2 separate regions of the Homo sapiens genome follow, and region 2 is linked to region 1. Evidence: read pairs that join two places in POLR2A ChIA-PET (ENCODE). Cell type or tissue: PC-9. All regions are shown on one strand.

Evidence for each region. Peaks named below come from ENCODE experiments on the same cell type or tissue, not always from the same donor. Only the 100,000 strongest peaks of a DNase experiment are listed, where the experiment ranks them.
Region 2: POLR2A ChIA-PET joins it to region 1 with 5 read pairs; 2 of 35 experiments call an interaction of 5 or more read pairs at or near these places.

Annotation. Positions count from the first base shown.
Region 1 is chr1:26,124,230-26,129,229 of GRCh38, reverse strand. PDIK1L (PDLIM1 interacting kinase 1 like) reads right to left here. Exons shown (of 3, transcript NM_152835.5): 3 at 3,675-5,000. Among named protein-coding and RNA genes, the nearest start is that of PDIK1L, 15 kb to the right of the region's middle. RefSeq lists a silencer at 278-572. In PC-9, no CTCF peak of the experiment used is centred here; a DNase peak (open chromatin) is centred at 2,559; H3K4me3 peaks cover 886 bases; H3K27ac peaks cover 3,651 bases.
Region 2 is chr1:26,352,350-26,357,349 of GRCh38, reverse strand. CRYBG2 (crystallin beta-gamma domain containing 2) reads left to right here and starts at 3,220. Exons shown (of 20, transcript NM_001039775.4): 1 at 3,220-3,314. In PC-9, no CTCF peak of the experiment used is centred here; a DNase peak (open chromatin) is centred at 3,109; H3K4me3 peaks cover 2,447 bases; H3K27ac peaks cover 4,101 bases.

The DNA of each region.
Region 1 (5,000 bases):
GTCTATAAAACCATACTTTTCTGCTTGGCTTATCGGAATACTCACTGTATTTTATAGAATAAGGTGTTGCCTTTTTCTAGAATCACAAAGAAAAGCCAATATAGATCTTTAAATCAAATTTGCTATAATTTTGTCTGTGTACCTTTCAAGACTTACTTTTAAGCTTGGATAGACAGGTCCAGAATAGCTGTTAGCCTTGGCCTCACTACTGAGACAATACTCTTCTGTGATGCTCTGTATATTGGAAGAAGGTCTTTCTGTTCTGGCTGGTGGAAATATCAATTATTCTTGGTCCTGTGTGAGCTCCAGGATTGTTCTGCCTAATCCTTTCAGGGGATCTTTCCTGCATTCAGGTCTGATAGTTTCTTCATAAGCATGACTGATTAGTACTTAGCTGATACTGTGTGTGTGAATGTGAGTGTGTGAGTGTGTGTGTGTGTGTGAGAGAGAGAGAGAGAGAGAGTGTGTGTGTGAGTGTGTATGTTTTCTTTAAGGCAGGTCTTGCTCTGCCGCCCAGGGTGGAGTGCAGCGTGGTGATTCCAGCTCACTGCAGCCTTGACTTTCCTGGGTTCAGGTGATTCTCCCAACTCAGCCTCCAAGTAGCTGGGACTATAGGCAAACACCATCACACCTGGATAATTTTATTTTATTTTTTGTAGAGACAGGGTTTCACCATGTTGCCTAGGCTGGTCTCCAACTCTTGGGCTCAAGTGATCATTCTGGCTTGGCCTCTTAAAGTACTGGGATTACAGATGTGAGTTACCTGGCCCTGCCTCAGCTGATGTCTTGAAAAAAACTTTCTGCAAAGGTCTGGAACTCTCACCGACAAATAAAAAACAGGACAAAAAAGAAAAGAAAAAAAATAAACAACAAGGTCTGGAATTCTTTGTTACCATCTGTCTCTCTCTCTCTCTCTGATACTCTGCCCCATGAATCCTAGCTGGCTTGTGCTCCCTGAACCCTAAATTCTGTCTCCTCAACTCAGGGAGACTGTTGAACCTTGTTTAGGTACTTATTCCCTGTACAGCAGCCTAAAGATTCCCTCCAAGTTGGGGCAACCACAGGGCTCACCCCATTTGATCCTTTTCTCCCAGGGATTGCTGTCGTGCACTGCTAGTTTCCCAGTGTCTGACATTTGAGTTGTTTATGGCAGGAATAGAACCCTGTTACTCCATAATGGCCAGAAGCAGAAGTCATCAGGATTTTTGCTTGCTTTTGCCCTCCTCAGGTTAAAATTGTAACAAGTAGCCAGAGTTGAGAAACACTGAGTCTACTGTAATTCCAACTTCCAAGTTCTAGCCATTGCTGCCCTGCTCCACGCCGCCCTCACAGCTGTGCTTCTACTGTTGCTTCTCAAATCACGTCAGTAAACGCTCCCTGCCTTCTACCTAAAGCCAGGAGAAATGGCATGTCATTCTAGTATTTGGTACTTATTACTACTTTCCTAATTTCCACGCATGGTAGTCTATGTGAAAGAGACAGTAAACATCCTGAATTACTATCAATCATGTGATCAGCAAGTAGAAGGAGGAAAGAAAACTGGGCTGAGGGGATTTTTATTGAACTATCCTTGTTCTTAAATAGGGCTGCAGGGCAAAGAGACACGCAGGACATCACCATAACCGAATGTATTTCTCTAATAATTGTGGTAAAAATGTAAGCTAAATTAAACAAACCAATCAACGTGCTCCCTATCAGCAGTACAAATTAGCAGTAAAGGCAGCTCAGAGTCATTTCCTAGGAGTCCTCCCGGGTGAACGGGAAGCACTGACATTTCCTGAGCATGCCACGCATTTCTACATGCATTGGCTCCTTTTATCTTCACAGCGCTCTGAGTCAGGTACTGTCTCTGCTTAAACATGTGGGAAACTGAATTTGAGGGGCTAGGGAACTCATGAAAGTCACACAGCTAGTAACAGAAAGGTAAAGAGTCTATTTTCAAAGTCTGTGTCCTTTCCTTCTGCCTGATAATAGCTGTCACCAGTAGCCCCAATGCACATTTTTTAAAAATAAAATTTTTCTTGAAGTATAACATACCTAGAGAAAAATGTAAACATTTTAAGTGCAGCTTGATGAATTTTTTCTTTTTTTAAGATGGAGTTTCGCTCATTGCCCAGGCTGAAGTGCAATGGTGCGGTCTCGGCTCACTGAAGCCTCTGCCTCCTGGGTTCAAGCGATTCTCCTGCCTCAGCCGCCCAAGTAGCTGGGATTACAGGCACCCGCCACCACACCCAGCTAATTTTTGTATTTTTAAAAATAGTGATGGGGTTTCACCATGTTGCCCAGGCTGGTCGCGAACTCCTGACCTCAGGTGATCCACCTACCTCGGCCTCCCAGAGTGCTGGGATTACAGGCATGAGCTACCACACAACATCTGCTACTCCAAAGCCTGGGCTTTTTCTGCTAGACCAGGATGCCTTTGGTAATATCAAGTTGCCCAACTTCTGCTCAGAACAAGCTGAGCTTGAAATACTGGGCTGAACAGGAAATAAAAGAGTAAAGTCAAAGCCCAAGCTTTTTTTTTTTCTCAATTTCCTTCTGTGCAATGAAAAATGATTGCAAAGGTGAAAGTACTGCCTTTAAAAGACGCACTTGGCCTTCAAGAGGTGTGGCAGCCTTGTAGGTTTTCTCAAGTGGGAGTTATTATCTAACCACAAACCAACCGTCTGTCATTACACTGCACTTTACAGGATGTCTATGATTGGTTGGCAAAGAGAGCAACATTTGAATTTAAAGAAAAGACCAAAACAACCAAGTGTCATTACATCAGTGAGAAAGATAAAGCTTCGTTGTCAGAGAAAACTCCAACTGGAGTCAGAGATTAGGCACCAAAACCCTGTCTTAAGGTAAAACCTTTTGTCATCATCTCAGTAACTGGTGTAATTACTGTTAATTTCATCAGGAAATCAGCCCCTATTTTAAGTAAAACTCAGTGAAAAAGATACGTAAAAACCATGTGAAGGTGCTTTGTAAACTGCAAAGGATTACAAAATGCTAGTAAATACAAATATTTAAAGCTTCAATTAAAAACAATCTCTAGAAAGCAAAATTTGCCTGTCTATAAAGGTTATACCAAGGGAAAGCAGAAGAGTAGGAAGCTACAATTCTTTTTTTTTCCCCTATTTTTTTGGTTTGATTTTTGAAGCCACAATTCTTGATGCCTACTTTCACTAGGTCACATGTAGAGTTGTTTTCTGTCTTCCATATTCTCCTCTGCTGTTCCATTGGACCACTAAATAGACTGTATCTTCAGGCAGAAATGATAAACATAAAAAAGTGGGCCCAAATTTTTAATAGAAAATTAAACCATCGTCTCAAGTTATAGATTGAAAAACTGCATCCTCTCATTTATTTAATATATATTATGCTGAGTCTGAGCTGCATCCTCAGCTTAATGAAACAGAAGGATAAATGAATAAAAAATTTCATCTCTGGCAATACGAGTTCTTCTTGTGTGCAAAGCAAATACAGCAAGACAGCACTAAAATTTCAGAGAACTTGAAATGCTGAAACTCCTATAATTCAATCATCTTTTCCTTGGCAATCACTTCTATTTCAGAATCATTTAAAAGGTAAGTCTGAAAAATACATTGTTTCAGATTTTATACCTTCTATTTTATGCTCATGAAGTAAAGTACTACAGAACTACTCACAGAGCCACTAAAGCAGCAATGTAGAATTTTCAGTTTTTTTTTTGTTGAAACTCACTTTATTTAAAAAAAAAAGTCATGAACAATAAATTACAATCATTTTCCCCTTTTATAAATTCTTCATAAAATATATTTGACAATTTTAACAGAAAATTTCAAAAGTTGCTTTCATTTCTTAAGTGCTGATGACTTATTTTTTGACCATTTTGTCATGCTGGTGAATTACTTTGTAGCTGCTACAATAGTTTGATTGATAACAATTTACAATTAAAAACAACAACAACGAAGAGAAAAAACAGACCAGCAGAAAGAACTATTCTGTGTGCTATTTATCTGACACTTAACACTTACTTCATCATAATGACAAAGTATCCCTTAGCACCAAAAAATCTACAGGAACCCCATCTTTCTAAGTGACAACTAGTGCAAAATAACATTCTAGGAACTAACTGTACAACCCCATATTTTCACTGGCCACAGCTGCCTATAAGCTCATTTGAAATATTTGGTCTTTTTTCAATTAAGACAAATTTCAAAAAACACCATAAATCATGGCAAAAGACTCTATGAGGAACAATTGCTTATTGAGTACCTATTATGGGCAAGGCACTGTGTACGAAGTTTTGCTTTCATTTTTCCTCTAGCAAATATCCAGGTATTTCCAAATATCACTAACCATCTTTTCTTACTCCTGGCTGAAAAGGCCTTTGGCTAAATGCCATTTTTTAATTGTCATTTTATCAACAAACCTTTAGTGCTGAGCACACAGTAGGTACTTAATAAATACCTCTGACTGAAAGAACAAAGACAAAGAATTTACTATCATTTTGCTTGGCTATTTTAGAATACAAGGACTTGATAAAATTCCAGAAGAAACTTCCTGATCACCTCATACCCTTACCCCCAATGAAAGAATTTCACTTCACAGGTAAAATCTTTCCAAGTAAATGATAATCATTAACTATTTTACATGAGGCAGGACCAAAAACTATGCGCTTAGGAAACTGTGGCTCCAAGCACATAGATATTTGAAGAGCAAATGATGCATGGGCATACCATCATCTATGAATCTCTGCTGAAGTGCCATGTTATTGACTAGACGTTATCATGATGCTTTTTCTTACTCCCTATAGCTCAACTTCCTTGGACATATCTGTTAAATTAAACTAATCTGGTGATCCAGAGGGTCAATTATCATGAGGTTCCAGTGTGTTTCCACCTCTAATTTCCAAAAGAATTCTTATATTTATTAGCTTAAAAGTGATGTTAAAAGTATATGATTTTTCATTTTAAGAGGCTTTATTTCAATAAAACCTTTTAGTCCAAATTTTAAACTTCCAGATCAAGTAA
Region 2 (5,000 bases), 230 kb before region 1:
CCGCCCCCGCCTGGAAGACACGCCCTCCCCCTTTACCCTGTCTGGCAGAAACCTGCCCTATAGGCCCAGGCGGCACTGCCCCTCCCTCTCTGGACTTGGAGGTGCAAATGAGTCAGGGGTGGGGAGGGCCAGGAGGGGTTGCTCAGGCAATCTGCAGGGCTGGAGTGATGATTCTTGGCCATGCTACACTTGCTCTCCGATCTCACCCGCCCTGGGAATGGGAACCCGGTACCGAGGCAGGGGCCTCTGACCCCTGCTGATTGCTGGGGGTATGGAGTGCGCAGAGGAGGATCCAAGGCACTTTCCTACCTGGCCCCTATTCATGCCGTGGTGTCCAGCCAACCTTTGGAGTGGAGTCTAAGCAAGCCATTTCACCTCTCTGGGCCTCATTTTCTGTATCCGAGAAACAGGGGGCACTAATATCCACCTTCTAGGATTACTGTGAGGCTTAGGGGAGATCATGTAGGTACAATGCCTAGTGCCAAGCCTGGCACACAGGAGGGCCTCAGCAAACGGCCAACTTTTGCATTATCAGGGCACTGTCTTTCTCTGTATTCCAGCCCCATAACAGGCCCAGCCCCCATTTTGCAATCAAGCCCATTCCTGTCTCTTTCTTTGCCTCTGGGGGTGAAGTGGACAGCTGGGAGAGGGAACAGAGAGGAGGCTGCCACATAGACCTTCCCCAAAATGTGTTAGGAGTTCATCCTGCTGGGCTGTGGGCCCTGAGAAAAGGTTGGGGGAGAGGACTTCCGGGTCCAGACTGGGGGTGATGGTGTTGGCACAGGAGGAGGCTACTTCATTCTCTTCCCCGTGTGCTTCCTTCCCAGGCCTCTGGATGGCCGGAGCTGCTCTGACCTAGCCCAGGGTACCACCTGCAATGTCAGCCTCAAGGTAGGAGAAAATCCAAAGGGGAGTGGGGAGGGCAGGAGCTCTGGGAGGGCTGAGCAGGTTGTGAGAACCCGGACCAACAAGTCAGACAACCGGAGCTCCAGTCCTCCCTCTGCCACTGATCCACCATGTGACCCTGGGCAGATCATTCCCCTCCTTGAAACCTCAGTGTTCCCTTCTGCAAAATGGGGACAATAATGCTCCACTCTCAAGGCTGTTGTGGGAGATAAAGTAATGGATATGGGACATCCCGCATGGTTGGGGCCCGGACTTTCAGGAAATGTGACTTCCTAAAGCTGGGATCTTCTGGGGAGGGATGTAGGGGCAGAGGGGCCTCGCTTCTCTCCATTCTCTTCTTTGGCCTGACCGCCTTCCATCTTTGGTCCCTCTTCCCCACTTCCTGGCATGGCCCCTCAGGGGTGAGGCTGGGCTAGTGGCTTAACCTCCTGCCCCAGTTTCCTCATCTGCAGTAAGGACCTGAGCCCTGAATTGAACAGTGAAAAAGTGTTCTTCCCTTGGAGGAGTGAGGGCAGCCTCCTCTGGAGGTGGCTCAAGCAGCCATGTGTCTCTCTTGGGTCTTGAATACCATGAGTAATTGCCAGTGTTTAATTGCCTACTTGTCATGTGTTGGGCCCTCTGCATGGACTATCTTGTACCATCTGTACCACACTCTCAGGAGGCAGGTACTGTTATTATCACACCCATTTTCCACATGAGGAAACTGAAATACAAACGGTACTGCAGCTATTATAGGAAGCAGCAGGGCGGAGATTCAAGCCCAGGTTGCCTCGATCCAAGCCTCCAGGTTCATCACTGTACTCTTGTCTCTTGAGGTGGTCAGCCCCTGGGGAATGAGAGGCTGCATCTGTTTCATAGATGAGTAAATTAAGGCATTTGGCAGCAAGGATCCCTGCTAGGCGGAATTTTGACCTCCTCTGTTGCCAAGGAAACAGCCCATCTTTTAAAACGGGTCGTTTTGGGGGCAGTGTCCATCTGGGTCTGGGGTGCTGAGCCCTCTCCTCTTATCCCCACAGCCAGGCTGGACCCCAGGGGAAGACAGCAGAAGAGGTCAGGTGTTGTCCCATTTCAGGGGAACCCTCTTCTCTGGCTCCCTTATATCCCAGGTACATCCTCCCAGGTGTTCTGTCTCAAGCTGGGAGGGTACAAGAGAGGTGGCCGCAGTCTCTCTGTTAGCTTGGAATGGGCAGAGGCCATGGGCACTTGAGGCAGGCCTTCCCACCCAGCCCTCAGCCCCAGGGCGGGGAAGCACCTCAGGACTGCAAGGAAGCTGAGATCTCCAGCCTTTGGGGGGCATGGCCGGCCAGGCCCTGGGTGCCTTGTCACCTGGGAGGGAGTGCGGCACCTGAGCGTTGGGAGCCCTCGCTGGCTTGCTGTGTGATCTCAGTCATGTCGCCGTCTTCTTTGGGCCCCACTTTCCTCTTACGTAGAATGGGAAGGGGTGAGTTAAATGCTGAAGGGCCTTCCCAGAGCTCTGTCCCTTTGTCCAGCTCTGGTGGCCTTAGCAGCCTCTCCCTAGGGCAGCTTACCTTGGTGTCAGAGCCCTGTTCAGCTTCCTTGTGACAGGGAAGATACCAGGTACCAGGGGTGCCTGGAGGGCAGGGGGAGCTGTCACTATGCCCCTGCCTCTCTCAGTGTCTATCTCTGTTTTCACCCAGGCCCAAGGCCAGAGCTGCTCAGAATGGGACATCCATGTAGGGGACCATGATGATTTCTGGATTTGGAAGCAACAAGGAATCTCGGGGGGTCCTGCTCAGTCCCTGGGGCGCCTACAGAGGCCAGCGGTGGGCAGCGCCTTCGACCTGGCCAGCCATGCCTCCCTGGGGCCTGAGAGCCTGGCCCTGGAAGTGGCCTCAGGAGAGTCTGCTCGTACCAGGCTCCCCCAATACCCAGGGCCTGCTCCTGGACATGGGGAGCAGGGATCCTCAGGCTGCACCTGTCAGCAGTCTCCACCCACAGCTTCAGAGGTCCCTCTGAGGCCTGAGCCACCCAGCAACCTGGAAGACGCACCCCTGCTGCTCCACCCTGCATCCTTCCCCAGGGCAGAGGGGACAAAGGGCAAGCCCGCCACCCCAGGGACTGCCTTGCCAGAGCCTGCCCAGACCCTACACACGCGTCCCTCTTCCAGGAGGACCCGCTACTACATCACTGTCACCCTGCTGGGGCACAGGCAAGCACCAGGGGAGGAGGGTGAAGAACCGGCCCAACCAGCTCCACACCTCTGCGGCCCTGAGGAATCTGAGGGCTGGTGGGAGCCTCCCCAGGGGCCACGCCCCATCACAGGGTGCCGGACGGCCCCGCCTCAGGAACCCCAGCTGAGAGCCCAATCGCATCAGGGGAGCACGGCCCAGCAGCAGGAGCTCCAGGCTGGCTGGACACCTGGGTCCCCACGCAGACTGTGAGTAGAGGTCGGTCTGTGTGTGGAGATGGGAGGGGAGACTGGCCTGGCTGCCCTGTCTTGAGACTTTGCCTATTCCCTGGGCCTCTCCAGCTCTAGGCCCATTCATTCAGGACCCTGAGCCGACTCTGCCTTCCCTCCCTGCTCCAACCCTGCCTTCCTCTCCCTCCCTTTGCCCACAGGCTACCTCCTGGAACCCACTGCTTCTCACCCCCACTGTCCATCTGAGAAAGGGGAAAGTCTGTCAGGGAGAGGATGGGCAGGAAGGGGGGTTGCCTTCTTCACAGCATACACCACTCCCCAGTTCTGTTCAGGAGGCCACAGACTCAGCCTGGGAATTGGCACCCAGCCTAGGTGCTGGGTGTCCTGAGGCGAGTTGCTTAACCTCTCTGGGCCTTGAGTTGTTGAGAGGATTTGGTAGCTGAAAATGAGGAAGGAGGAGGTGGCTACAGGAATATACTTTGAACTCCAGAGACTGGGGGTGCCAAAATAGCAGGGATGCTTATTAATTACGTCTCAGTGACAGCAATAATTACCCCACCTGGCTCTGAGCTGGAAGCCAAAGGAGTGGGTGTCGAGTTTCCCAAGCCTAGTTTTATTTGTGTTGAAATGACTCTCCTAAATCTGCCTGGGGGGCGCAGAGGTGGAAGGATATGTCCCCCAAAGCTCATCAAGGAGGGATGAACATGGAACCTCCCAGGGATGACCCTGAAGAGGAAATGAGCCTGGGGTGGGGTTTTGAAGGGTGCTTAAGGATGATGGGGTGGCTGTCATTTGCAATTTGTTTTCTAAGCATAATTTTATTTAATCTTCCCAACCATCCCATGAGTAGGGACTGATCCCAACCCCTGTCACCTAATTCTAGGAGGCTCTGAAAGTCACTTGCTCAAAGTCAACTAGAAAGTGAAGGGGCTAGAATCTGAACTTAGGTTTCTATAACTCCAGTGCCTGTGCTCTAACCACTGCTCCATCCTGCCTGGAAGAAACCTCTTTGGCCCTGTGCAGAGAGTGGAGGGTTGAGTGAGGTTGCTGTGTGGGCTCCAGGGTTTTCTAGGCTCCTATGGCGGTGGATTGGGCAGCATTGTAGTAGCAGAGGCAGAATCAGGAATGCTGGGGTCCTCCAAGCAGGGGTCAATGTGACTGCTTCCGTGCCAAGGAAGAGGGAGATGTAGGACCCAGGCTGGCTCTGAGACCTGCTTGGATGCCCCAGAAGTCAGGGGCTGGGGGACAAGGGCTGCAGAGAGAGGGAAGGGGGGTGGAGGAGGCTACCTTGGAGAGGGGGACGGGAAAGAGAAGTAGGGTTAGCTGGGGGGAGGTGGTTTCTATCTGCCACTACCTGGGTATTTTGGGCCCAGGTGGATAATGACAGACTCAGGTGGGAGGCTAGGGCTCACTTAGAGTGGGGGGCAGGTGACCTCCAGAAACATCATCCTTCTATGTCCCCTTCCTGGGAGAAGGTTCTCTGGGCCAAGATTGGCAAATATGGGAGTCGAGAAGAAGTGAGACATAGCTGGGACTGCCAGTGGGAATGTGTAAGATACGTGTGCATCCAAGCGTGTGTGTCCACGTTCAGGGGTAGGTGAATTTCAAGGGGAAGAGAGCTTGGGGCTGTGAATTGACTGTGTGTGTATTGTGAATGTGTGCACGTGTGTGTCACTGTGCCTGTGTTTCTGTCTGTATGTGATTTGTGTGTCTG